2 separate regions of the Homo sapiens genome follow, and region 2 is linked to region 1. The links are chromatin loops, found by intact Hi-C in ENCODE. Cell type or tissue: heart right ventricle. All regions are shown on one strand. Links, peaks and the distances in the headings refer to the core of each region. The heading gives the core; the rest is flanking DNA.

What was found. A loop is a pair of places that touch in the nucleus more often than their neighbours do. Peaks named below come from ENCODE experiments on the same cell type or tissue, not always from the same donor. Only the 100,000 strongest peaks of a DNase experiment are listed, where the experiment ranks them.
Region 2: a loop joins it to region 1, with 2.5 times the contacts of the local background. A loop is called at or near these places in 47 of 110 quality-filtered maps.

The regions. Positions count from the first base shown.
Region 1 is chr1:31,658,092-31,670,355 of GRCh38, reverse strand. COL16A1 (collagen type XVI alpha 1 chain) reads left to right here. Exons shown (of 71, transcript NM_001856.4): 50 at 1,501-1,554; 51 at 2,138-2,191; 52 at 2,728-2,781; 53 at 4,275-4,319; 54 at 4,421-4,474; 55 at 4,738-4,773; 56 at 5,122-5,184; 57 at 7,698-7,769; 58 at 7,969-8,022; 59 at 8,652-8,696; 60 at 8,898-8,942; 61 at 9,237-9,290; 62 at 9,718-9,771; 63 at 11,392-11,442; 1 more. PEF1-AS1 (PEF1 and COL16A1 antisense RNA 1) reads right to left here. Exons shown (of 6, transcript NR_184313.1): 6 at 10,187-10,702. It overlaps LOC101929444 (a long non-coding RNA gene), which reads right to left and starts at 552. Exons shown (of 2, transcript XR_001737631.2): 1 at 4-552. RefSeq lists enhancers at 2,399-2,936, 3,477-4,015, 4,016-4,555, 11,165-11,666 and a silencer at 12,097-12,264. In heart right ventricle, for the core only: a CTCF peak has its summit at 6,353 (motif pointing left); a DNase peak (open chromatin) is centred at 6,335; H3K27ac peaks cover 1,142 bases.
Region 2 is chr1:31,950,624-31,962,887 of GRCh38, reverse strand. No RefSeq gene overlaps it. Among named protein-coding and RNA genes, the nearest start is that of PTP4A2, 18 kb to the right of the region's middle. RefSeq lists enhancers at 6,308-6,867, 6,455-7,062, 6,292-7,069, 7,070-7,846, 7,996-8,065 and 3 more. In heart right ventricle, for the core only: a CTCF peak has its summit at 6,655 (motif pointing right); DNase peaks (open chromatin) are centred at 5,125, 6,677 and 8,037; H3K27ac peaks cover 5,778 bases.

The DNA.
Region 1 (12,264 bases), core at 2,827-10,826:
TACCCCGTTCTGTCTTCCTTCTCCATTTCTCGCACCATCTTGCAGCACTCCCCCAAGTCCTCCTGAGCTCGTGAACCTTCCTCTTAAGCTGGTGCCTCTAGGGGGCCCCTCCATTCCTGCCTTCTCGCTCTGCCTCCTGCTTCTCACCACCTTCGGCGTTGCCTGAAGATTTGCTGAAAGTAGTTCTTGGGGCCCTGCCAGGCACCTGGCTCAGAGCCCAGCAGAGATGCCAAAGCTTTAGGGCTTCACATTGCAGGCTGGCACAGGTTTGCTGCCCTGCTGCTTGGCAGGGCTGTCCAGAGGCACCCAGGGATTTAAAGGCAGCCCTTCCTGCGCCTTTTCCGTCGTCCTAGAGGAAACTCTCAGCTGCCTCCTCTTCGCTTCCTCTTCCTTGGCTCCAGTCCCAGTCTGCTCCAAGGCGGGGCATGTGATATCAGCCAGTTGGGTTTCTGGGTGTCGTGCGGCCCTGCCCCTCTGTGCCCGGCACCTTGGCCGGCTCCTTCTGCCAGGTGTCGTTAATTGCTCTGCCTTCGTCATCGTCACAGGTGTGTTTACATCACCCCCAGCCTCATTGTTGCTCCCTCCTGGGTCACGGAAACTAACCTCCTGTTTGTCAGGTTTTGTGTTCCTGGGGCCTGGCTCCTCTCCTCCCAGGCCTGGTGATGGAGGCTCAGGGAGCAGGGCCCCTCCTCGTCACAGTTCCATCTGTCCCCACGTCCTCATCTGTGGCCGGGCCTTGTCTGTTTCTGCTTGCTTGGGTGAAGGGGCCATCTGTCCGTCTAGCCATCTGTCTTATGTCATGGAAAGGTTTGGGCGTCATCTCTTGAGGGGATGAGGGAGAAGGGGGCAGGAAAGGTGCCCTTAATGGCATGGCACCTGCAAAGGCTGGGGTAAGGAATTAGGGGTGGGGGCTGTAGCTCTCGTGGAAAGTGACATGCCCTCTCACCCTACAAAGTGACAGGGACTGCTCTGGAGGCAGCCTTCCTGTGTCTCTCCCCTGCCTCCCTCCAAGAAAGTGATTTTTGCTTGGGGTGGGGGACTTGGACAGGTAAGTGTTGGGTATCTGATGATATGATACACTTTGGTGGCAGCATCCATCTGGGGTACCTCTCCTGACAGTTGCCCCTCAGAATAAGCACACATCTGATCCATCACCTTCCTAAAGGTGTACGCCAGTCAGTTACCATGGCAGGGCATACCAGCGACGGGCACCTGAGAGATACCCTCCCAGAGTCACCTCTGCTGGAGGGCATATCTCTATAGTTATCTATCTTGAAGGGTATCCTCCTGAGAGGCACCCATATGTGGGGTTCACACCTCCACCAGTCATCCTGCTGGAGCACACCCATTACGGGTCACCTTCTAGGGACACTACGAGAGCCACTATGGCCTCCATATTTGCCTGGAGTGGGAACAGAAGGCAGTGGGGCAGGGGGAAGGAGTCAGGGGCTGGGTGGGGACCGCCGGCTCCTGCAGTTTCTCATGATTTTTCTCTCCAAGGGCCTTCAAGGAGAGCGAGGTCTCACGGGCCTGACTGGAGACAAGGGGGAGCCGGTAAGAAGAAGCTGGCAGGGGCTGGAAAGGGCTGGAAAGGGAGGAAGAGCTGGGGAGGCAGAGCTTGAGCTCTGAAGGGTGGCTGCTGAGTGGAAGCTGGGAGGTGGACTCCTTGAGACTCTCTGCCCTTCTGCCGGGATTCCCTCAGTGTGAGGTTTCCACACTCCCCCAGGAGCAAAGGAGGCCGATCTCCATGTGCCCTGACTCCCTGCCAGAAGCATGCACAGCCCCTGTCCTCCAGCAGCGTCCCTGGGGGCTCCCCTCCCTCCCTCGGCTGTTGTCACTCAGCATCCCAGCCCACCCCCTCTTCCCTGGTCCTCATGCCTGCTCTGGGCTCCCTGCTCCGGCTCAGCTCTCAGGGTCTGGGCCAGGCTGGGGTTCGCCTCCCCAGCCCAGGTCTGTGGTGGTGGTCACGACCGAGGGGACCTGGGGCTTGGGGAGATGGCCCAGTGTGCAATGCTGGGGCAGGCTGGCACCTGCTAGATGGCAGCCCCAGAGGTTTTAGCTTTGGCCATCCTCTTACCCAGCGAGGGGAGAACAGAAATGTTGGGGGGCTATCCATCATGTCTGCCTTTCTTTGCAGGGTCCTCCAGGGCAACCAGGTTACCCAGGTGCCACGGGCCCCCCAGGACTGCCTGTGAGTAAGGGGACCCTTGCTGGGGAGTGGGTGCCAGGTACCAGAGGTTTGGGCTGGTGGTCAGGACACAGCCAGGCTGGGCAACCCTCGGCGGGCTCCCCATTACCGGGCATTTCAGCCTCCTCCTTTGCCTAAAGTCCATGCAGCCCCCTCTCCCCACTGTAGGCCCCCTTGGCAGTGTGGATTGGTCCCACCACTCTGCTCAGGCCTGACTCTCAGAGCACTCTGCCAGGCCCAGACACAGCAAGAACTGAGATCTGCCTCCTGGGGGTGAGGGGTTTGGGAGATTGGAGAGACAGCTTAGAGGTGCCACCCCCACAGAAGCTGCTGGGTGGGTGTGTCCTCCTTTCCACTGGGGGCTTGGGGGGCACGGTGGCAGATGGGAGGCACGGCAGCTTTGGAGCACCCAGCGGTCCTCCCAGTGCCATTCCCCCAGAGCCAGTCTGGGTGCCAGCTGCAGTCTCCGCTCCTCGCATTAGTGCCGTGACGGACTAATTCTGTGGGGCTAATTCCACTGTCTCTTTGCCACTTGTCAGGGCATCAAGGGGGAGCGTGGCTACACCGGGTCAGCGGGAGAGAAAGGAGAGCCGGTGAGTCCCAGCGGCGTGGGGCTGGATGCAGGGCTGCACGTGGAGCCACACAGTCTCGGGCTGGAGACTTGGCAGCAGCCTGTGAAGGGGAGGATCGTGACCCCTGCTGCCCCCCTGCCCCCAAGCCTGCAGCACAGGCTGGGTGCTGTGGAGGTGGAGGCTGTGAGGAGAATCCCCGCAGGGCTGCCAAGGGGAGGGTGCCAGGAGGCAGCCGCAGAAGCACTCCTCCGCCTCCTACAAAGGAGGACCTGGGATTATAGACCCCCAGTGGACCCCAGCTCCCCAGAGCCACCCTCCAGAGCCAAGGCCTGCCAGGCCCCACGTTGAGCACAGGAGTTGGGCTGTGACCAGATGAGGACACTGGGGCCCCCAGAGTGACAAAGCTGAGACTCACCCAGGCTCCTGAAGCTAGTGAGTGAGGTAGTGGTGGAACCTGGGCTTGAACACACATCTATCTGGTGACAAACCTCACAAACCTCAGATCTAGGATCAGCCAAACTGGGACTGCAGCCTTACAGATTCACCAGTTTCAGTGAGGCCCCAGTGGGATTCAGCAAACTCCATCAGGCATTTACTCAGTAATAGATATTTCTCAGGGGCCTGTGGGGTGCCAGGCTCCCCTCTGAGGATGTCTCCATGAACAGAGCGCAGTTGCCCTCTTGCCCTGCCGTGGGGGAGGGAGCTGCCAGATGAATAAACAAGTGCCTAGGAACGATGAGGACTGGGACTCATGGAGGAAATGGGACAGGGGAAGGGGCTGGAGAGGTGTTTGGGCACCATCGAAGCGGAGGGGCAGGAAGGCCTCTCTGAGCAGGTGGCATATGAGCTGAGAGCTGACTAGCAGGAGGGAGGGATCCCTGTGGCTGTCTGTACTGGGGAATTCCAGAGGGAGAGGCTGGGTGGGGCACTGCAGGAACAGCTTCCAGCCATCAGATGATTTGGCAAGGGTTCAGGGGACCTAGGAAGGGGGGAAGGGGGCATTCTAGGTAGAAGAGAAAGCTGTGCTAAGGGTGCAAAGGCCTGGGGGTGTGAGGGTATAGAGTGTGTCAGAGAACAGCAGTCTGACTGAGCAAGGCGGAAGATGAGAAGGAGAGAGGGAGGAGAAGTGGGAAGGGGTGGCTGGTGCCAGATCACAGGCTGCCTCAAAGACCAGCGTTGGTGGAAAGTGTGCGCCCCACTCAGAGGCAGAGGGAGCCGCATAAGGTGTTTGAGCAAGAGAGTGACATAATCAGAGCTATGCTGGAGGAGAAGAGGGCAGCCATTTGCTGGCTGGCTTGCAGTGAGCCAGGAGGTGGCAGGACGAGTTAGGAGGCTGGTTCAGTAGCTCGGGCAAGAGCAGGGAAGCCTGAGCAGATCAGGCAGAGGGGGCCTGCCAGCCCAGGGGCCTCCCAGCACATGCCACCTCTGTTCTGGGCAGTCCCCTGTCACATCCCCCTACCTCATCCTTCACCTCCCCAGGAGGAGTGACTGATTCTGTTCCTTTGTATCCTTAGGGCCCCCCAGGATCTGAAGGCCTCCCAGGCCCCCCAGGCCCAGCGGTGAGTGAAGGAGGGCATGGGGAGATGTGGTCCTGGTCTTGTCCTGGGGTCTGAGGGCAGGAAGATTAGGTTTCGGCTGCATTGTTCTCTGTGGGTGACAGGGTCCCAGAGGAGAGCGAGGACCCCAAGGTAACTCCGGTGAGAAGGGCGACCAGGTGAGTGACGACTGGGACCTGGCTGCAGGGAGGCAGGGAAGGAGCTGGGTCCCTGGTGATCACCAGCTCTAGTCTCCCCACCCTACCTGTCCTTGGGTTGTGACCTACCTCATGCCCAGAGCCTCACCTGCCAGCCATGGTGGGCAGAGGGGAGGGCAAAGCCCATGGGTTTGAGGGTGCCCCCCCCGTCACTCTTTCCACCTGGGCAGCCAGGCAGGAGAGAGGGGGTGGCACAGCACACTGCCCCTTGCTTCTCACCCTAGGGATTTCAAGGCCAGCCAGGCTTTCCGGGCCCACCGGTGAGTGAAGAAGACACAAAGCCAGCTCTGTCTGATGTGGTCTCATCGGGAGGGGCAGGCCTGACCAGGCCAGGCTGGGGTAGGATGGTCCTGGGGAGAAGAGGGGAGAGGCAGGGGAGAACGGCCTGGGTGGCCAGGCCTGATTCCAGGAACCAGGACCTGGAGAGCCCAGCCTCTTGTGTGGGCCCCAGCCCAGCAGGCCAGGCAGACGTAATGCTCCCAAGTGGTGCTTCTAGGAAGTCAAAATGAATTGCATTAACAACAGTGCATCATGCACAGGAAGAATAAAGAAGGGGAGCTCCCCCTCCAGCCCCACTTTCATTCCTGCCTGCCCCTTTGTTGATACAGGGTCCCCCTGGATTCCCAGGCAAAGTTGGATCACCTGGCCCACCTGGCCCTCAAGCAGAGAAGGTGAGCAGGACCCTGGGTTGGCAAAGTCACAGATCTGAGCCATGCAGCTCCCATGCCCCTGTCCCACCCCTAGCATCAGGCTTTCAGGAAATTCCAAGACTGACCCAGTTGCACTGAGGCTGGGAAAAGAGGCCTCCAGGATGGGCCCAGTGACTACTGGAGGCCGACAGGGCTTGCAGTGGACCAGTGGGCTCCTCGGGATGTCTGCTTGGCCCAGGATGCCTGCGGCCTCTGTGCAGCCCAGGCCCTTGTCTGCTGTGATGGGGGGAAAGGCAGGGAGGTAGGTGGGGAGGAGGCAGGGGGTCTGATGGAGGAGTAGAATGTGATAGGCAGCCCAGGCCACCTTCGTCTCCTGGGCGGGAGGATGAGCGAGGAGCTGAGAGAAGGGGGAAGCACGTCCTGAAGGAGGACACCAACGTGGAAGGGGAATGGGCTCCTCCTGGGTAGCCGTGCTCCAGTTGTCCCCAAGGGCCCAGAGAGGGCAGGGGTGGCCCGTGTCCTGCCTGGTGACAAGGGTTGGGGGAGCAGCAGTTGGCGGAGCTCCTATGCTGGCTGCTCTTGACTTTGGCTTGATAAATGCTGGAGACATGGCTCTGCCTTGGCTTGGGGCTGACATCCCTGTCTCGGCCCAACCTCTGGGCTCCCTAGATGTGCTGAGTGGGTGGTGTAAGAAGCCCGAAGATTGACTTCTGAGCTTGGGGTCGGGGGACCTGGGTTCAGAGGGACAGGTGGGAGCCTCTTTCCCCTGAGCCTTGTGGAGAGCCTCTTTCCCCTGAGAGCACACGCATGAACGTCTCACTGTGCAGGTGAGGAAACTGACACCCACAAGGCTTGGGGCAGCCCAGAGGCACACAGTGGTGTTAGCAGCAGAGCTGAGACTTCCTTCCCAGCTCCAGGAGGACCCGGGCACCTCACTACCTCCCCAGAGCCCATGCTGATCAGCCATGCTTGGGACAGTGGTGGTTGCTAGCCCCCTTCCCCTTCCCCTTCCCCTTCCCCTTCCCCTTCCCCTTCCTTCCCCTCCCCAGGACCTGAGTGGCAGCCCCTGCTCTCCTTAGGCTGGTCATTGCAGAGAATCCCAAACCTCTGGCCAGTGGTTCTTCATCCCAACTGCCAGTGGGGGCCAACATTGGTTGGGGCTCTGCTGACCCCTCCTGGTGGCTGGTGGCATTACAGAGCCCCCGAGTTCATTTTCCCCTTTGCTGGGTCTCTCTAGCGGGATTCCTTCCCTTGACCACCCTACAGCCACTGATCCAGGGCAGCCACCCTCTCCACACTGGGAGAATGCAGCCACCTTCCCCGCTATGCTGCTTGCCTCCCCCCGCCTTTTCTGGTAAACATTCCAATCCATGCATCAGTTCTCATCACTCTTCTGCTTTGAACATTCAATGGCTCCCCAGTGCCTGTAGCAGGGGTTTTCAGACTTTATTTTGTAGTCCCAGAGTCTTTTTATCACATAAAAGCAAATGTAAAAACCTCAATCTATAAAACAAATACAAGCGGAGATTCCCTGGCTAAGACAACGGTGGGGGTCCTAGAGTCCCTCTCTTCAGTCCCCACTTCATGCCCCCAGCTTCTAGGCTCCCCCAGAAGCCCCAGTGCTCTGAGAAGTACAGCTTAAAAACCACTGACTGTTCGATAAAGTTTAGCACAGCGTTCAGGGCCCCCACTCATCATGGTGACTCTTCCAGCCTCTTCTGCCTGCCAGCCCATCCCACAGGCTCCCCCAGATGCCCTGGCCAGGCCAGGCATGTGCCCACTTGCAAGTCTTTATCCTTCTCTTAGGTTCCCTCTGGCATGCACTTTTCTCCTCCACCTGCCCAATCCCAGACATCCTCAGAGTCTAGCATCTGGTGACACTTCTGTGACACTTTCCCTGATCCCCAGCCAGAGGGAACTGCTCCCCGCTCCTGAGCTCCCTGAGCCCCTTTCCACACAGAACACTTAGACTGTTGTATTGCCCCTGGTTGTGTTGGGCCCATGACCCTCACTGGACTGTGAGCTCCTTGAGGACAGGGGCACCCACTTTTTCATCTTGGGGAATCAGAGCCCACATGGTGCTGCGTGCGCTGTTGAGGCCTCTGTGCAGCCCGGGCCCATGTCTGCTGGGATGGGGGGAAAGGTAGGGAGGTAGGTGGGGAGGAGGCAGGGGGTCTGATGGAGTAGAATACAACAGGCAGCTTTCACAGTGGATTGAAGCTGTGCTTTCAGTTCAGCACATGCTACTGAGCCCCTGCCATGCCAGCCCCTGGGTCAGCACTGGAGAAGATGCCCTGTCCCTTCCTCATGGGGCAGCAAGGAAAGGGGATGCTTTGCAGATGAAGACAGATCCTCCTGGGGAGGCGACGTGTGGCACATATGCAGTTAGACAGGGACAGATTGGGCCCAGAAGCCAGCTGTCCTGTTTCCAGCAGTCACCAGGACCCTTGACCCAGGGCCTGGTCTCCATGGGTGGGGCAAAGCCCTGCTGACTTTATTGTGGGGCGGGGGGGGGGGGCGGCGCTGGTTTCCAGGGCAGCGAAGGGATTCGAGGCCCATCAGGCCTGCCTGGCTCCCCTGGGCCACCGGGACCTCCTGGGATTCAGGTGAGTGTGTGCCCTTTCAGCGTGGCAGACGTGTGCGATGCATGCGCATGTGTGTGGTGCATGTGTGTGTGTGCACCTGTGTGTGTGTGCTGAGGTGGGAGTCAGGGGAGGGGTGGAGAGAATTGAGGGGTTGGGCCAGGCCTCCCACCTCCTAGGGCTCCCGCACCAGCATGTAGAAATGCCTCTTTCCTGTTTCCAGGGCCCCGCCGGTCTGGATGGTTTGGATGGGAAGGACGGCAAGCCTGGCTTGAGGGTGAGATGATGGGCTGGGAGGGCGGGCACCCCTTCCTCTCCTTTTTGCCAGAGGAGCCAAAGTCAAGGGAACCCTGATGGAAAGAACCGAAGTATCCCCGTCTTTGTCAGGGGGCACCCATGCCCTCCCTCGGTCTGTCTCCCTCTACCCCAGCTCCCCGATGGCACCACAGCCCCTTGGCTTCCCAGTTCTCCTAGTGGCCTTAAGCAGGTTAGGCGAGCTAGGTCTCACCAAAGGCAGGATGGTGAAGGCATGATGTATGCAGAAACTCAAGACAGCTGAGGAAACCAGGCTGGGCTTCAGGAAGAATGAGGGTGTGGACATGGAAGGACTTGAGCAAGCCCTGGCTCCTGGGGTTTTGCTGGGGAATCTGAAAGGGCTGGGGCCACAGGACAGGGTAGAACATCAAAGTCAACCCCCTTATATATCCCAAAGAAGGAAAGCTAAGGCCCGGAGAGGGGCTGGAAGTCACTGAGGATCCACAGCCAGTCAGAGGCTGAGCCAGGCTTGGATTCTTCCCTCCATCTTAGGATAGCTGGGGAGGGCTGGAGAGAGGGGAGGACAGAGGTATGAGTTGGATACAAGCTGGGCAAAACTCTTGTCTCAATCCTCCTCGTCTCTTTCCCTAGGGGGACCCTGGTCCTGCTGGCCCCCCTGGACTCATGGGACCACCGGTAAGTTGAGCTGCAGGAAGGAGTTGGAAGCTGCGAAGTTGCAGCTTCTGCCTGGGTGGCTGCAACAGCTCAAATCCAGATCCTCCGTGGACCGTGTTATGACTTTGGATTGGTTTGAATTGTTTGAACTGAGGAAGGAGGAGTGGGAAGAGGCCCCCAGCTGACATGAGGGACATGAGAACTCCCTGCTTTTTCTTTCAGGGCTTTAAGGGGAAAACAGGACATCCTGGCCTCCCAGGACCTAAGGTAAGGGCTGGTGACCTCTGCCAAGCAGGTTATCTCTGCTCTCCTGAAGGCTTGCCCCCAGGCATACATGGCAGCCTATCCTGGGCAGAGAGGCCATCCCAGCATCAGAGCCTCCTGGGGCCACTGGTGCCTGGCAGACTGGGTCAGGGCTTCTCTGTCTACCAGCTGGAGGGCATCAGAGGGCCTCTGGCCAAAGCTGGGGCAGGTGGCAGGGTCCCTCTGATGTGAGGTTGACTTGGGGTAGGGATGTCAAGTGAAGGTCTGGTAAGCTCCAGCTGCTCCTCTCTCTTCTAGGGTGACTGTGGCAAACCAGGTCCCCCTGGCAGCACTGGCCGGCCTGGCGCAGAGGTGAGGGCCAGGGATCCACATGGCTGCCTTCAGTTTGCCTTCAGACTCTGCAGAGTCTGGGATGCAGCCGCTTCTTCCTGCTCACTGGCAAAGTGGCTGCTTTCTGTCCTCAGCCTTCTGGGAGGGGTGTCACCCAACACTGCACGTCTTGAACTTTCTCCCTCCTATTAAGGGTTGTAACTGGTTCTGCTCCCTGGAGGTTACTGGGTCACCAACCTAAAAAGGCAGGGCCTGGCCTGCTCAGGCTGAGGATCCGCCTTCTCTACCTAACTCTCCGGGAAACTTGGGTCTGGAGGCTGGGAATTGGCCCAGCTCCTTTGGCCATTGGCATTACCATGTATTCTGCCCAGCCCCCTCCCATCCGACAGCCACATGGTGCAAGCAAGTCAGTTTCAGTGTCATTTTTTCCTTTTTCTGGCTCCTGCAGGGTGAACCTGGTGCCATGGGACCCCAGGGAAGACCCGGTCCCCCGGGACACGTTGTGAGTTGAACCACTTTTGTCTCTGTCTCCATAAGAGTTAGCATTTTGGCGGGGTGGTTGGTGGTGCATAGGCTGTCATGACCTGAGAGAACTTGCCATAGGGGCTGCCCCAGCCGTGGGAGCACGGGGGCCACTCCTTCTGTGGTTTCCAGGCTTTTCGTTATTTTCTTATTTTCTGGGCACATTCAAGTTCACTTATCAGATGGAGGTCATTCAGTCAACAAATAATTGTGGAGCCCCTGTGCCATGCCAGGCTTGGGGGACTTGCTGATGAGCTGGATTGGGGTTGGGGAGACAGAGTGACAGAAAGAGAAGAACCAGGGGTGACTCCTGCATTTGACTTGGGCAACTGGGTAAATAGGTGGTGTGTTTCCCAAGATGGGGTGACTTGGAGAGGACATTTATCAAGCAACAATGAATTTCCTGTCTACTTTACTCATCACTAACATAGATGACTGCCAGGCAGTGCCTTTGATCAGTGTGACGGCACTGAGCTGATGGGACTCCAGAGAAAAGCGAAGATACTGGCATTTTGTTGCAGCCCTGTTGTGGCTGGCTGCATAATAATTTCCAGGAGGCTTTCGGAAATGTTAAAAATAGTTCATGACCAAAAAAAAAAAAAAAAAAAAAGAACTCTCAGGCCCCCATCACTATTTTTATGCATCTCAAGGGGTCCAGAGGCCCTGGATTGGGAATGCCATATCAAGCCTGGTTCCCCCTCACATTACAGATGACACGGGGAGGTGCACTCAGAAGCGTGGCCCCATTGGAGACTCAGTAGGGCTGAGGTTGAGGGGGTGCAGGGTTCCGCCTCTCTCTTCCGTGTGTCCAGCCCCTTCGTCTTGCAGTGTGGCAGTCTCTGTGCTGGACACTTCCACCCCAGGAGACTGGAGATGAATAGAACAGAGGCTATGGCTCTGGAACGTGCCACCTGGGGGTGTTGAGGGAAGCACTATAAGAGAGACCCAAGTGCCCCGGGGGTTCAGAGAAGGTGTCACTCTGATCAGGGAGGTGATCTTTTGCACCACAGAGGCATGGATGTAGGCATCAGAGCTAGGGAAGGGCATTTCAGACGCAGCCCTAGTGCAGCAGCAGGGACTGTCTGGGTGTTGGAGTCCCGTGCGCTCCAGTGTTGGCCAGCAAGTGTTAGCTCCTTGTCACTATGGATGTCGGGGTCAGTGCCAAGCCCCTGCCCCTCACCCCCTGCTACACGGACCCCCAGCTTCTGGTCTTCCCTCCTCCATAGAACAGCAGGAAGTAGACTGCCTTTAGGGAAGCAAGGGTCTCAGTAGCCACCTAGGCCAGGGAGTAACTCCCCCAGGCCTTTGTCCTCTGCACTTGGCCTCTGGCCACGGCTTTCAGATCATCCCCCTCAGCACAGCCCCAGATGCTCCACTCAGCCTGGGTTGGAGGGAGGGTCCTGTGTGCCCAGGACCCCCAGGCCTCAGCTCTGGGCGCAAATCTTGTCCGAAGCTCAAGTGCAAGACCAGAGCGAAGGAAGGTTTCCAGAGGAAATGGAGCTGCTGAAGTTTAGAGCTTGTTTCTGCTGTCAGGCCCTGTGCCTCCCAGGGGTCTTACTATTAGAACCTGTTTCTATCCCACTGACTCATCTCTCTTTAGGGGCCACCAGGGCCTCCAGGCCAGCCAGGACCAGCTGGGATCTCTGCAGTGGTGAGTAACATGCTCCACTCCTTCCTCCCTCCCAGGAGTTTTGCCCTGCTTGACTGTGGGCTCCATTCAGAGGAAGCTGGGGGGATGGAGAACAGTTTGTCTCATCCCCTCCTTCCCTGGTGTCAGCCTCTCCTGCCTCCAAAGATCTCGCCTTCCAGGATGTGGCAGAGGGCTTTGGAGAGGGCTGGAGGTCATCTCAGAGTCCTGCTGCAAGTTCAGGCAGTGCCACCTCTCCCTGTAGTCCCTGGCACACGATGGGGTGTCTGTCTCTGGCTATATGGGAGTCCACTTTGCCTGCTTTCCTCCCCTCTCACTGTCCCCCTTCCTATTCTCTAGGGTCTGAAAGGAGACCGAGGAGCCACCGGAGAAAGGGGCCTTGCAGGCCTCCCAGGCCAGCCCGGCCCCCCTGGACACCCTGGCCCCCCAGTAAGATCCCACATTCTACAGCATAGCCCAGGGGGAAAGAGTCAATTGGCTCAAGGCCTGTTGAGCACAGCACAACATATCTGGGGTCTCTAAGGAAGGAGAGGCTGTCAGCATGGCAGGATGGCAGCGTGGCGTTCGGGCCTGAGGATCATGCTGAATTTGGAAGGATAGGCCCTGCAGTGCTGTGCCAGGCTGCACATGAGGTCACTGCCCATGACGGTGCCTCAGCATCAACCTTCTGCAGACCCCTTGGCTACGTGTCCCTGTTCTGCCTCTTCCCCTTCCCCAGGGGAGCTTGTCAGTAACCACAGAAAATCTTGCTAAATGTCAGGAACCAGAAATGCAGTGCTGTTACTGTAACTTCCTGAGGTCCTCGGAAACCAGGACTTGGTCTCA
Region 2 (12,264 bases), core at 2,939-10,938, 290 kb before region 1:
TGAATTCTGTTCATTAGTTGTTTTCATTTAAAAATAATTCTGTCCTTTCTCCTCCAAATCTGTATAACTGTCTATTGTATGAAGGTATCATCATTAATAAGCAAACAGTGTTGGACACTTAAGTCACTTCCAGTTTTTCTCTAATGTAAACACTATTGCAATGAGCATCCTTATGCATATGTATTTTCTCTTGTTTGATTATGTCATTAGAATAGAGTTCCAGAATGGGCTCCTTTAAAAATAAAGCTATTTCTTTCCCCCTCAATGCTTTTAAAACATTGGTACAAGGCCAGGCATAGTGACTCACGCCTGTAATCCCAGCACTTTGGGAGGCTGAGGCGGGTGGATCACTTGAGGCCAGGAGTTCTAAACCAGCCTGGCCAACATGGTGAAACCCTGTCTCTACTAAAAACACAAAAATTAGTCAGGCATGGTGGCAGACACCTGCAATCCCAGCTATTCCGGAGACTGAGGTGGGAGAATTCCTTGAACTCGGGGGGCGGAGGTTGCAGTGAGCTGTGATCCTGCCACTGCCCTCCAGCCTGGGTGACAGAGTGAGACTGTCTCAAAAAAAAAATTGGTACAAATGAGATGAAAAAGGTGCTGATGGGGAGAGGGGTTGTCCCTTTAAGCCTCTTTTCTGGTCTCTCGGCTGGGACCAACCAGGGGATGCTCTGGGCTTGGACATAGCCCCTCTTCTGTGCTCAGCACACACAGGTGATATGGATTCTCTGTGCCCAGCACTCTGCTAAGCTCTGATTTCCACCTTCTCTCATTCAGTCTGATAAGATAGGCATTATTATTCTTATTTTACAGAGGGCCAAGCCAGTCCAGTGAATCCAGCTGTTCTGGCCAAGGTGACACAGCTAACAAATGTATGTTTGGGTCTTGATTCAGGGACCCAGGTTCTTTGTCAGCACAGTGAACAAAACTGCTTAGCTGCAGACCTCTTCCTAGGACAGTTGTCTAAGAACCTTTTGGTTACAAGCAAAAACAAAAGATCAAAAAACCACTAGAACTATTTTAAGTTAAAAAAAAACAGGGTGGAGGATAACGGTGAGAAGGAATTAGAGAAACCCAGAGAAATCTCATCGAACCCAGGAGAAGAAGTAATTAGTCTCATGAGGAATGAGGAAGCAGTGCTCTCTCTCTTTCTGTTTCTTTCTGTCTGGGAAATCATGGCCTCCAGCCTCTGCTTCTATAAGTACGTCTTCGTTATTCTCTACCCTGTATCTACCAAAAAAATACAAAAATTAGCTGTGCGTGGTGGTGCGTGCCTGTAGTCCCAGATACTCGGGAGGGTGAGGCAGGAAAATCGCTTGAACCCAGGAGGTGGAGGTTGCAGTGAGCTGAGCTCGCGCTACTGCACTCCAGCCTGGGTGACAGAGTGAGACTCTGTCTCAAAACAACAACAACAACAACAACAACAACAAAAACCTATAAGGAACCTGTCTAGCTCTTTCTATCTCTCAGACCTTTTTCTGTGTTTGCCTCATTCCTAGGTAGGCCTTTTCCTCATGGTGGTAAATGGCTACTAGCAGCTCTATCTGGGCTTATGTTCTCGTGAATTGGCTTCCTCAGTGGAAAGCAAATTTCCCCGTTCCAATAGTTCCAGCTCTGATTGTCCTTGATTGAGTCATAAGTCCATCCTGAACCCATCACTAAGGCCAGAGGATAGGTGTCTCTGACTGGTGAGCCCTTGGTCAGATGACCATTCCCAAGCTGAGGTGGGTCAGCCACATTGAGTAGAGGAGGGACAGTTCTCCAAAGGAAAAATGGGATGCCATTAACAGAGACTCCAGAACCTACGAAACAGTGGATTGAGATTTATACCAAGAACCTCCAAGGATATGTTAAAGATCATGGTGGAGGGTGAAGAGATGCCTTTCACTCTTGTATTCCATACACATTATTAAGAGTTCTATGTGTACTCAGCACTGCTTGGCTCAGGGGATGAAATAGGGAATCAGACAGACAAAGGTCGTTGCTCTCACAGAGCCTAACTTCCAAGGAGCATGCCAACAAATAAATGTTTCTTGAATATCTACTACGGACAAAACAGTGTTCCAACCCCATTTCTTCCCCTTTGCACATATAAAGAGAGATAAAATGTGGCCTTTCACTCAAGAAGTTTAAAATATACCACGGCAGATAAAATAGTAGTAAATAATAACAGGCTTTGGGAGGCTGAGGTGAGAGGATTGCTTGAGCTCAGGAGTTTGAGACCAGCCTGGGCAACATAGTAAGACCCCATCTTTACAAAAAATAAAAAAATTAGCCGGGTGTGGTAGTGCATGGCTGTGGTTCCAGCTACTTGGTAGGCTGAGGTGGGAGGATTGCTTGAGCCCAGGGGGTCAAGGCTGCAATGAGCTGATTTGTGCCATTGCACTCCAGCCTGGGCCGTAGAGTGAAACCTTGTCTCAAAAAATAATCATAATAAATGGTAAATGCCCACAGTTATACAAGTGTTTTGGGAGAGAGGGCTGGAATGAGGAGGAATACTACTGCTAATGGCAGTAATAATAAAAGTGGCTGACATCCATTCAGGGCTTACTGGGTGCCAGGCACTGTGCTAAGAACTTTCTGAACAGCATCTCATTTTATCCTAGTAACAACTCTATGAGGTAAGTAGCCCATTTTACAGAGTAAGGAAGGAACTGAGGCTCAGAGAAGAGAAGTGACTTGCTTAAAGAGCACACAGCTGGGAGTTGCAGACTCAGCAGCTGAACCTTGGTTTGTCTGGCCTCAGCGCCCATAACTTTTAGTTATTACATAATCTTGGGCCTGGAAAGAAGGGCGGGAGGTGTTGGGCCAGGAAATGTGGACATGTAGTAAATCTGGGGGGCAAGGAGTCAGCAGGAATAGGTTTTGTTCTTCTTGCTCTGCAGAGGGCTTCCTCTGCTTCTCCATACACATGGCAGAAAGTGGCTGTCTCCAGCTTTGAGTCCTATGCCTAAACCTGACTCTCTGGCACCAACTGCAAACTGGCAGCCCTATAGGCCAAATATGATGTAAAAAAAATATTCTTAGCCTGTGGCATTTACAAAAATGAATTAGTGCCCCAAATTCAAAAATTGGGAAATCTCACACAAAAATCTGGAAAATCAGAATATCTGACAAGTCTGGGCCCATATTCCCATGGCAACCATCTGCTAGAGCAGAGACGCAGCTGCTACCTTTAGCCGAGGCACACGCTTTCCATTTGCCACAATTGCCGCCATTCCCCATTGTCTCTCACTGGGCTGTTTCACTCATTGTCATTACTATTGTGACCCCTGGGAGTGTTTGAACTAGAGTCACTATGTCCCACTTTCAGAGTCCCAAGAGATATAATTCAGCCCAGTGTGGGTCAGATGGGCACCCCTGGTTCAAAACACTGTGGCAATAGCAGGGCAGGCGTCAGCAAGGTCAGCGAGAGTGTAGGGGGACCTCTTCAGCAAGGCCTATGGGCAACTGTGGGGTCTGGGGAAAGGGAGTCTAGATGGGCAGATACTTGAAAGGAGTTTAGTACCAAGGGGGAAGAGATTGAGGCTGAGAGCCCCCTTATGAGACATGTAATAATAGGCCTGTGTGGTGGCTCACACCTGTTATCCCAGCACTTTGGGAGGCTGAGGTAGGAGAATTGCTGAAGCCCAGGAGATCAAGACCAGCTTGGGCAATGGGGTGAAACCCCATCTCTACAAAAAATACAAAAATTAGCCAGGCATAGGGGCACGTGCCTGTAGTCCCAGCCGGTTGGTTGGCTGAGGTGGGAGAATCTGAGCCTGAGGTGGGAGAATCATCTGAGCCTGGGAAGTCAAGGCTGCAGTGAGCCATGATCGTGCCACTGCACTCCAGCCTGGGCGTTGGGAGTGAGACCCTGTCTCAAGAAAAACAAAAAACAGGCCGGATGCAGTGGCTCACACCTCTAATCCCAGCACTCAAGGAGGTCGAGGTGGGCAGATCACCTGAGGTCGGGAGTTCTAGACTAGCCTGGCCAGCATGGCAAAACCTCGTCTCTACTAAAAATACAAAAATTAGCTGGGTGTGGTGGCGCACATCTGTAATTCCAGCTACTCGGGTGGCTGAGATACAAGAATGGCTTGAACCCAGGAGGCAGAGCTTGCAGTGAGGCGAGATCACACCAGTGCACTCCAGCCTGGGCAACAGAGCAAGACTCTGTCTCAAAAAAAAAAAAAAAAAAAAAAGAACAACCACCACCACCAAAAAATGTATCAATCCAGGCTTCAGGTCATGATGAGGGCCTAAATTGAAGCAGAAACAGTGGAGACAGGCCAGGTTTGGTGGCTCACGCCTGTAATCCCAGCACTTTGGGAAACCGAGGCAGGAGGCTCACTTGAGCCCAGGAGTTCAAGACCAGCCTGGGCAACATGGCGAAAACCCATCTTTATAAAAAACACAAAAATTAGCCAGGAATGGTGGCAAGTACCTGTAGTCCCAGCTACTTGGAAGGCTGGGGTGGGAGGATCACCTGAGCCCAGGAGGCTGAGGCTGCAGTGAGCTGTGATTGTGCCACTGCACTCCAGCCTGAGTGACAGAGCAAGACGAAAGAAAGAAAGAAGGAAGGAAGGAAGGAAGGAAGGAGAAGGGAAGCGAAGGGAAGAAAGAAAGAAAGGAAGGGAAGGGAAGAAAGAAAGAAAGAAAAAAGAAAGAAAGAAAGAAAAGAAAGAAAAAGAGAAACAGTGGAGACAGAGGGGAGAGGGGAGGTTTATTTATAAGATGTTAAGAACATGGTGATTGGTGGGCTGGGCTGGGCAGAAGCAAGAGTGACATTTGAGCTTCTGGCTTGGGGAACAGGGTAAAAGGTGGTGTCATTCATCAAGATTGGGAACCTAGGAGGAGCAGGTTTGGGGGAAGATATAGAGTTCAGTTTTGGCCTCGTTGAGCTTGCTGTATGTGGCAGCGTGCAAGTGGAGCTGCTTGACAGGTGGGTGGCTCTTGGGGGGAAGATCTGTGGTTGAGATACAGTCTGGGAATTCATCAGCAAAGAAGTAGAGGTTGAAGACACAGGCACAGCTTAAAAGTGGGAGGGAGCGTGAGGGGTAGAAAGGGAAGAGGGCTAAGAGCAGAACTATGAGAAGTGACATTTAAGGGCTGGAATGTTGCCAGCAACCAAGGAAGAGAGAAGGAGGAGAAGAACCGGGGTCTGTGGCCTCACAGAAGCTCAGGAAGGAGAGTTAAGAAAGAAAGTGGTCAGGGTGAGGCATGGTGGCTCATGCCTGCAATCCCAGCACTTTGGGAGGCTGAGGTAGGAGGATCACTTGAGGCCAGGAGATTGAGACCAGCCTGGCAACATAGGGAGACCCCGTTTCTATTTAAAAAAATTAAATACAAGCCCGGGCGCGGTGGCTCATGCCTGTAATCCCAGCACTTTGGGAGGCCGAGGTGGGCAGATCATCTGAGGTCAGGACTTTGAGACCAGCCTGACCAACATGGAGAAACCCCGTCTCTACTAAAAATACAAACTTAGCTGGGTGTGGCGGCACATGCCTGTAGTCCCAGCTACTTGGGAGGCTGAGGCAGGAGAATCACTTGAACCCGGGAGGTGGAGGTTGCAGTGAGCAGAGATCGCGCCATTGCACTCCAGCCTGGGCAACAAGAATGAAACAACATCTCAAAAAAAAAAAAATAAACAAATAAGTATGAAAGAAAAGAAGCCAGGCACGGTGGCTCACACCTGTAATCCCAACACTTTGGGAGGCCGAGGTGGGTGGATCACTTGAGGTCAGGAGTTTGAGACCAGCCTGGTCAACATGGTGCAACATCGTCTCTACTAAAAGTACAAAAATTAGCCGGCGTGGTGGTGGGCGCCTGTAATTTTAGCTACCCAGGAGGCTGAGACAGGAGAATTGCTTGAACCCGGGAGGTGGAGGTTGCCGCAAGCTGTGATCTCGCCACTGTACTCCAGCCTGGGCGACAGAGTGAGACTCCCTCTCAAAAAAACAAAACAGGCTGGGCACGGTGGCTCACGCCTATAATCCCAGCACTTTGGGAGGCTGAGGTGGGTGGATCACCTGAGGTCAGGAGTTCGAGACCAGCCTGTCCAGCATGGTGAAACCCTGTCTCTACTAAAAATACAAAAATTAGCCGGGTGTGGTGGCACATGCGCCTGTAATCCCAGCTACTCAGGAGGCTGAGGCAGGAGAATCACTTGAACCTGGGAGGCGGATGTTGCAGTGAGCCGAGATCACGCCAGTACACTCCAGCCTGGACAACAAGAGTGAAACTCCGTCTCAGAAAAAAAAAAAAAGAAAGAAAGAAAGTGGTCGACAGCGCTGACTGTTTAGAAGAGGCAAGTAGGAAAGGCCTGGAAAAAGTCTTTGGATTTGGTGATGAAAAGATCATCACTGAGTGTGATGACAGACAGTTCAGTGGCTGGGCAGAAGTCAAATGACAGGGACTGAGAAATGAGTGGACAGTGAGAATGGGAGTCAGGGTTTCGACTCTCCTGAGGCCTGGGATACGGAGGGAAGGAGAGAGTTTGTCCAAAGGCAAAAAGTTTGTGTCAAACAAGATTCCAGAGAAAGGCCTGGCTGCTGTTGAGAGACCCAGGAGTAGCTAAGGCCTTATTCTGGGTTCAGGAGGGCCTGGGAAGATGCTGTCTTGTTTGTGAACCTGAAGTGAAAGCTCACCAGAGGGGCCAGCAGAGGGAACTGCCCTGCGAGAAGGCCCCAGCTTTGCGGCTGGGTTTTCCCCACTCTGCATCTAGTTTCCTTGATCCACTGATTATCTTGGGCTGGTTTTGCTGAATGACTCAGGAGCTTGAGCAAGCTTTGCTACTCAGTTTCACAGCTCTGGGGGAGGGGAAGTTGGATTCCTTTCTGATAGCTGGGAAACAGTCATTAGATATTGAAGGAAGAAGGACAATTGGGCCCCAGCTTCAGAGAGAGAGAGAAAAAAATGGCTCTCCAAGCCTTTATTTATTTATTTATTTATTTATTTATTTATGAGATGGAGTTTCGCTCTTGTTGCCCAGGCTGGAGTACAATGGCGCAATCTCGGCTCACGGCAATCGCTGCCTCCTGGGTTCAAGCGATTCTCCTGCCTCAGCCTCCTAAATAGCTGGGATTACAGGCATGTGCCACCATACCTGGCTAATTTTGTATTTTTAGTAGAGACAGGGTTTCTCCATGTTGGTCAGGCTGGTCTCGAACTCTTGACCTCAGGCGATCTGCCCACCTCGGCCTCCCAAAGTGCTGGGATTACAGGCATGAGCCACCATGCCCGGCTCCTTTATTCTTAATAAAAATAACAATATCTAACAGTTATTGAGTGCTTTTACCATTGCCAGGCAATGTTCTATGGGCCTCCCGGCTTTATCTCTGGGGTTGACTACTTGTTATTATCCTTGTTTGACGTAGGGAGTTGAGAGTTAGGTGAAATGACTTGCCTGGGGTATCCAGCCAGTCACTGGAAGAGCTAAGACTTGACTGCCAAAAGCCCATGTCCTTAACCACTGTGCAACACCGCACCTCTTAGGACCTCTCTAGGTGACCCAGTAAGGCCTGTGGGATTGAGGAGGGGCCTCCCAAATGAAGATCCTGGGCAAATGGCTGGAAAACAAAATCCTTAAAAAGAAGCTTCTCCCCTGCTAGGATTTCTGCTGAGAAGGAAGGGACAAGATCCCCTGAGCTTGTTCTGAGGCTCCTTATCACCTGAGACCCCCTTCTGTGATTCCTTTCCCCCACTTCAGCTTAGATAAAGGGCCTATTCACAGCCTCCCTGAGCTGTGTCTGGAAGCTGGCCCTGGCAGCAGCTAGTGGTTTGTCCCCTGTCCTGGCTCCTTCCTCCCTGCCTGCCTCCCCTGCCTCTGATTTGACACCTGGTATCTCTTTCCCGTGTCCCTGAGCTCAGGGCATGTGAGGCCCAGGCAGGCACAGTATCACTTTCTTCCTGAACTGTCCCTGAAGCAGGGATAATTTTGTATGCTGTCTGCCCCCTACTCTGTTGTCAGTGCACACTTCCAAGGGTTCCTGTGGAATCCAGGCTCCCGTAAACACCCAAAGAGGAGGAAGTGAGCCAAGCACTAAGCCTGTGATTGCATCAGGACTGACGCACTCTCTGCCTTTTCCCCTACCTCGGTCTCCAGGGGAGCCACGTGGGCAGGCCACTGGGTCAGGCCCAAGCCCTCTCCGCTTCATTTGGCTGAGGGGAAAAGGGGGATGCTATGGAAGGAACACAGACCTCCAGCAGCACCTCCTTGGCCTGGAAGGGAAGTAGCCAACACATTTGAAAGCTGAAGAGAAGGCAAAGGTGGGGTGGCCTGAGGAAAGGGTCTGAAAAGGCTGGGAAGTAAAGTTTTTGGTGTGTCAACTAAGTGCCAGGTTCTCTATACATGTAACACTATTAACAATAGGTCGGGTACAGTGGCTAACATCTGTAATTCCAGCACTTAGGGAGGCAGAGGTGGGAGGATGGCTTGAGGCCAGGAGTTTGACACCAGCCTGGAAAGAAAAAAAGAGAGAAATTTTTAAAAATAATAATAACAATAATAATATCTGACTATGAGGCTCTCGATCAGGAATTCCATTTCTATACTTAAAAGCAACTACCATAGGGGCCAGGCGTGGTGGCTCATGCCTGTAATCCCAGCACTTTAGGAGGTTGAGGTGAGTGGATCACCTGAGGTCAGGAGTTCGAGATCAGCCTGGCCAACATGGTGAAATCCCGTCTCTACTAAAAATACAAAAAATTAGCTGGGTGTGGTGGCACATGCCTGTAGTCCCAGCTACTCGGGAGGCTGAAGCATGAGAATTGCTTGAACCCGGAAGGCGGAGCTTGCAAAAGACCGGGCGCAGTGGCTCACACCTGTAATCCCAGCACTTTGGGAGGCTTAGGCGGGTGGATCACCTGAGGTCAGGAGTTCGAGACCAGCCTGGCCAACATAGTGAAACCCCGTCTCTACTAAAAATACAAAAAATTAGCCAGGCATTATAGTGGGCGCCTGTAATCCCAGCTGCTAGGGAGGCTAAGGCAGGAGAATCACTTGATCCTGGGAGGCACAGGTTGCAGTGAGTACAATGGTCATGCCATTGTACTCCAGCTTAGGCAACAAGAGTGAAACTCCAAAAACTCCATCTCAAAAGCAAACAAACAAAAAAGCAGCTACTGGCCGGGCTCAGTGGCTTACGCCTGTAATCCCAGCACTTTGGGAGGCTGAGGTGGGGAGATCCCCTGAGGTCAGGAGTTCAAGACCAGCCTGGCCAACATGATGAAACCCCGTCTCTACTAAAAATACAAAAATTAGCCGGACGCGGTGGCGCGCGCCTATAGTCCCAGCTACTGAGGATGCTAAGACTGGAGAATCACTTGAAACTGGGAAGTGGAGGTTGCAGTGAGCCGAGATCATGCCACTGCACTCCAGCCTGGGTGACAGAGTAAGACTCTGTCACACACACACACACACACACACACACAAAAGCAGCTATCATTTTATTGTATGCTGGTGCTATGCGGTTTACATACATATATTCTCTTATCTAAGTCTAGAAACACCCTTATGAGTTATGATTACCCTTTTACAAAGTAAGGAAACTGAGACTCAGAGAGGTGAAAGTTCAGAATTCTCCCAGTCACTCAGCTGGGCATTGGAGAGTTAGGGTGTGGTGGATCTAGGTCTGTCTTCTCTTTGCTTCATCATTATGTATTAATGAATGTCATTTTCTCAGTAAGAGTAATGCAGTTACTATTAGCTTTGACTTACAATGGGGAAACTGAGGCTTGGGAAAGTGAGCAGACTTGCCTGAGGACAGAGTACAAGTCTCAACACGTCTCACCCTTAATTTTGATGCCCTTATGCTGAGCTCTTATGGGCTTGCCAGAATGTTCATAAGAGTCCTTGTCAATGCAGCTGAGGCTTCACACAGTTTCCCAGCTCCCCACGAGGTGACAGAACCAGCACCTGCCTCAGTGAAGTCACTTCTCATCCTAGCTTGTGATCATCTCCTCTGTACTCCTGGCTCTCTGGGGGCCAATTCCAGCTCTTCACAATCATCTCTGTGTATCTGCTAGTGTCTGACCCAGAACAGGGGTTGTTGTTTTGTTTGTTTGTTTGTTTTTGAGACAGAGTCTTGCCCAGAAGGTGTGCAGGCTGAAAAGCTAAGAGGCTCAGAAGCCCCAGACTTTTGGATGTCATCAACAGATAAAAGTTTTAAAAATGAGGAGGGAGACCCAGATATGGTAGCTAGCTTTTAGTCTGGCTAAATAAGAGCATTAAAACTCTCAGCCAGGCTGGAGTGCAGTGGCGCAATCATAGTGATCATAACTCGCTGCAACCTCCACCTCCCAGGTTCAAGCGAGTCTCATGCCTCAGCCTCCCGAGTAGCTGGACTTACAGGCATGCACCACCATGCCCAGCTAATTTTTGTATTTTTAGTAGAGACAGGGTTTTACCATGATGGGCAGGCTGGTCTTAAACTCCTGGCCTCAAGGGATCCACCTGCCTCGGCCTCCCACAGTGTTGGGATTACAGGCGTGAGCCACCGGCCTCCAGGGGTGGTTTGAATGAAAAACATAAAAAGGGATTCCTTGAGGAGCTGAGATTTGAACCTAGGTCTGTTGGGCTCCACCTGAGCCATTTCCACTTCCTCTGCCTGCTGTTGGCCTCCCTCCCCTAGAGACGCCTAGATGTGCAGGCTGAAAAGCTGGGGCAAGGCAGCATGCAAGCTGATTTAGAATCCTTCCCCTCCCCTCACCTTTCTTTTTTCAGAAGCCAAGGAGAAACATGAAAACTCAAATGTGCCCTGAACCAGTCTCAACCCTGAAGTTAAGGAATGCAAAAGGTGAGGAGTCACCATGGTAACCGCAGTGGCAGGTGTGTTGGTGAATCCTTTGTTTCTGCAGCATCGGCAGGCAAGGCCTGCCCAGTGCCTGTCTGAGGGTTTGTGCTATCTGGCTACAGGGCAGCTGCATTTCATTCATTTCTCTTAATGGGACATTATGGGAGACTTTTGCTTTTCATTGCCTCCATTTTCTTATAAGTGGAAGGGGAGGGGAAAAAACCATTTTGCTTCCCTTCCCACCCACTCAGAGAAATGCCCGAAAAACACCAGCATTCCCATCAGAGGCTCTGCTGCCGCTGGTCATGAAACCCCATCATCACTTAAATTGCTCTATTTTAAAGGTTTGTGAAAACTGCACCAAATTGATTTTTCTCATATCACTTCTATCTGTTATTTCTGTGGTCTCTCTTCTTCTTCATTGCTACATTTCCCCGGAGCAGGGGAGCAAATCTATATGGAAACTCGAGGTACTCTTATGTGGTTTGGGAACCAAAAAATAAAAGTGTTTTAGAGGCTATCAGATTGTTGTCTTTCTGTTACTTACTCATGGACTTATGTATTTATTTTTACCCTGGGTCTGTTGGAAAGCATTTGGCTCACAGATTCTGAACTTAATTTAGCTTCAGGCCTTAATCACCGTTGAGCAGAGAATTTTATAATCACTGGGATGGAAAGAATCTTAGATGTCATCTGGCTCAGAAGTCCCCAGACTTTTGGATGTCATCAACAGTTAAAAGTTTTAAAAATGAGAAGGGAGACTCAGATATGGTTGCTAGCTTTTAGTTCGGCTAAATAAGGACATTAGAAAAAACACAACTATCATGTAGTACCACCGCTGTTTCATAAAAGAAAGCACATTCTAATATGAAAAAAGGTAGGAAGGAATGGTATACATTCTTAGAATAAAATACTGTTCCTTAAACAATACATTTAGGCCAGGCGCGGTGGCTCACGCCTGTAATCCCAGCACTTTGGGAGGCCAAGGCGGGCAGATCACGAGGTCAGGAGATCGAGACCATCCTGGCTAACACAGTGAAACCCCGTCTCTACTAAAAATAAAAAAAAATTAGCCAGGCGTGGTGGCGGGTGCCTGTAGTCCCAGCTGCTCCAGAGGCTGAGTCAGGAGAATGGCGTGAACCCGGGAGGCCGAGCTTGCAGTAAGCCCAGATCGCGCCACTGCACTCCAGCCTGGGCGACAGAGCGAGACTCCATCTCAAAAAAAAAAAAAAAACCAATACATTTAGTAAATAATTCACCCTTTTATACATATTTTTTTCCTTTTTCCACATACTAGCACCAGTCTGAGAACAGACGTTCGAGAACCATTCATCTTCTTTACTATCCCTGCCAGTATTTCTTGGAGATGGTATCTTGGCCTCTGCTTGGATACCTTTGGTAGCTGGAGCACTCACTACCTTCCCTCTTTGGATAATTCAAGCTATTACTTCTATTACTTCTTCTTCTTTTTTTTTTTTTTTTCTCT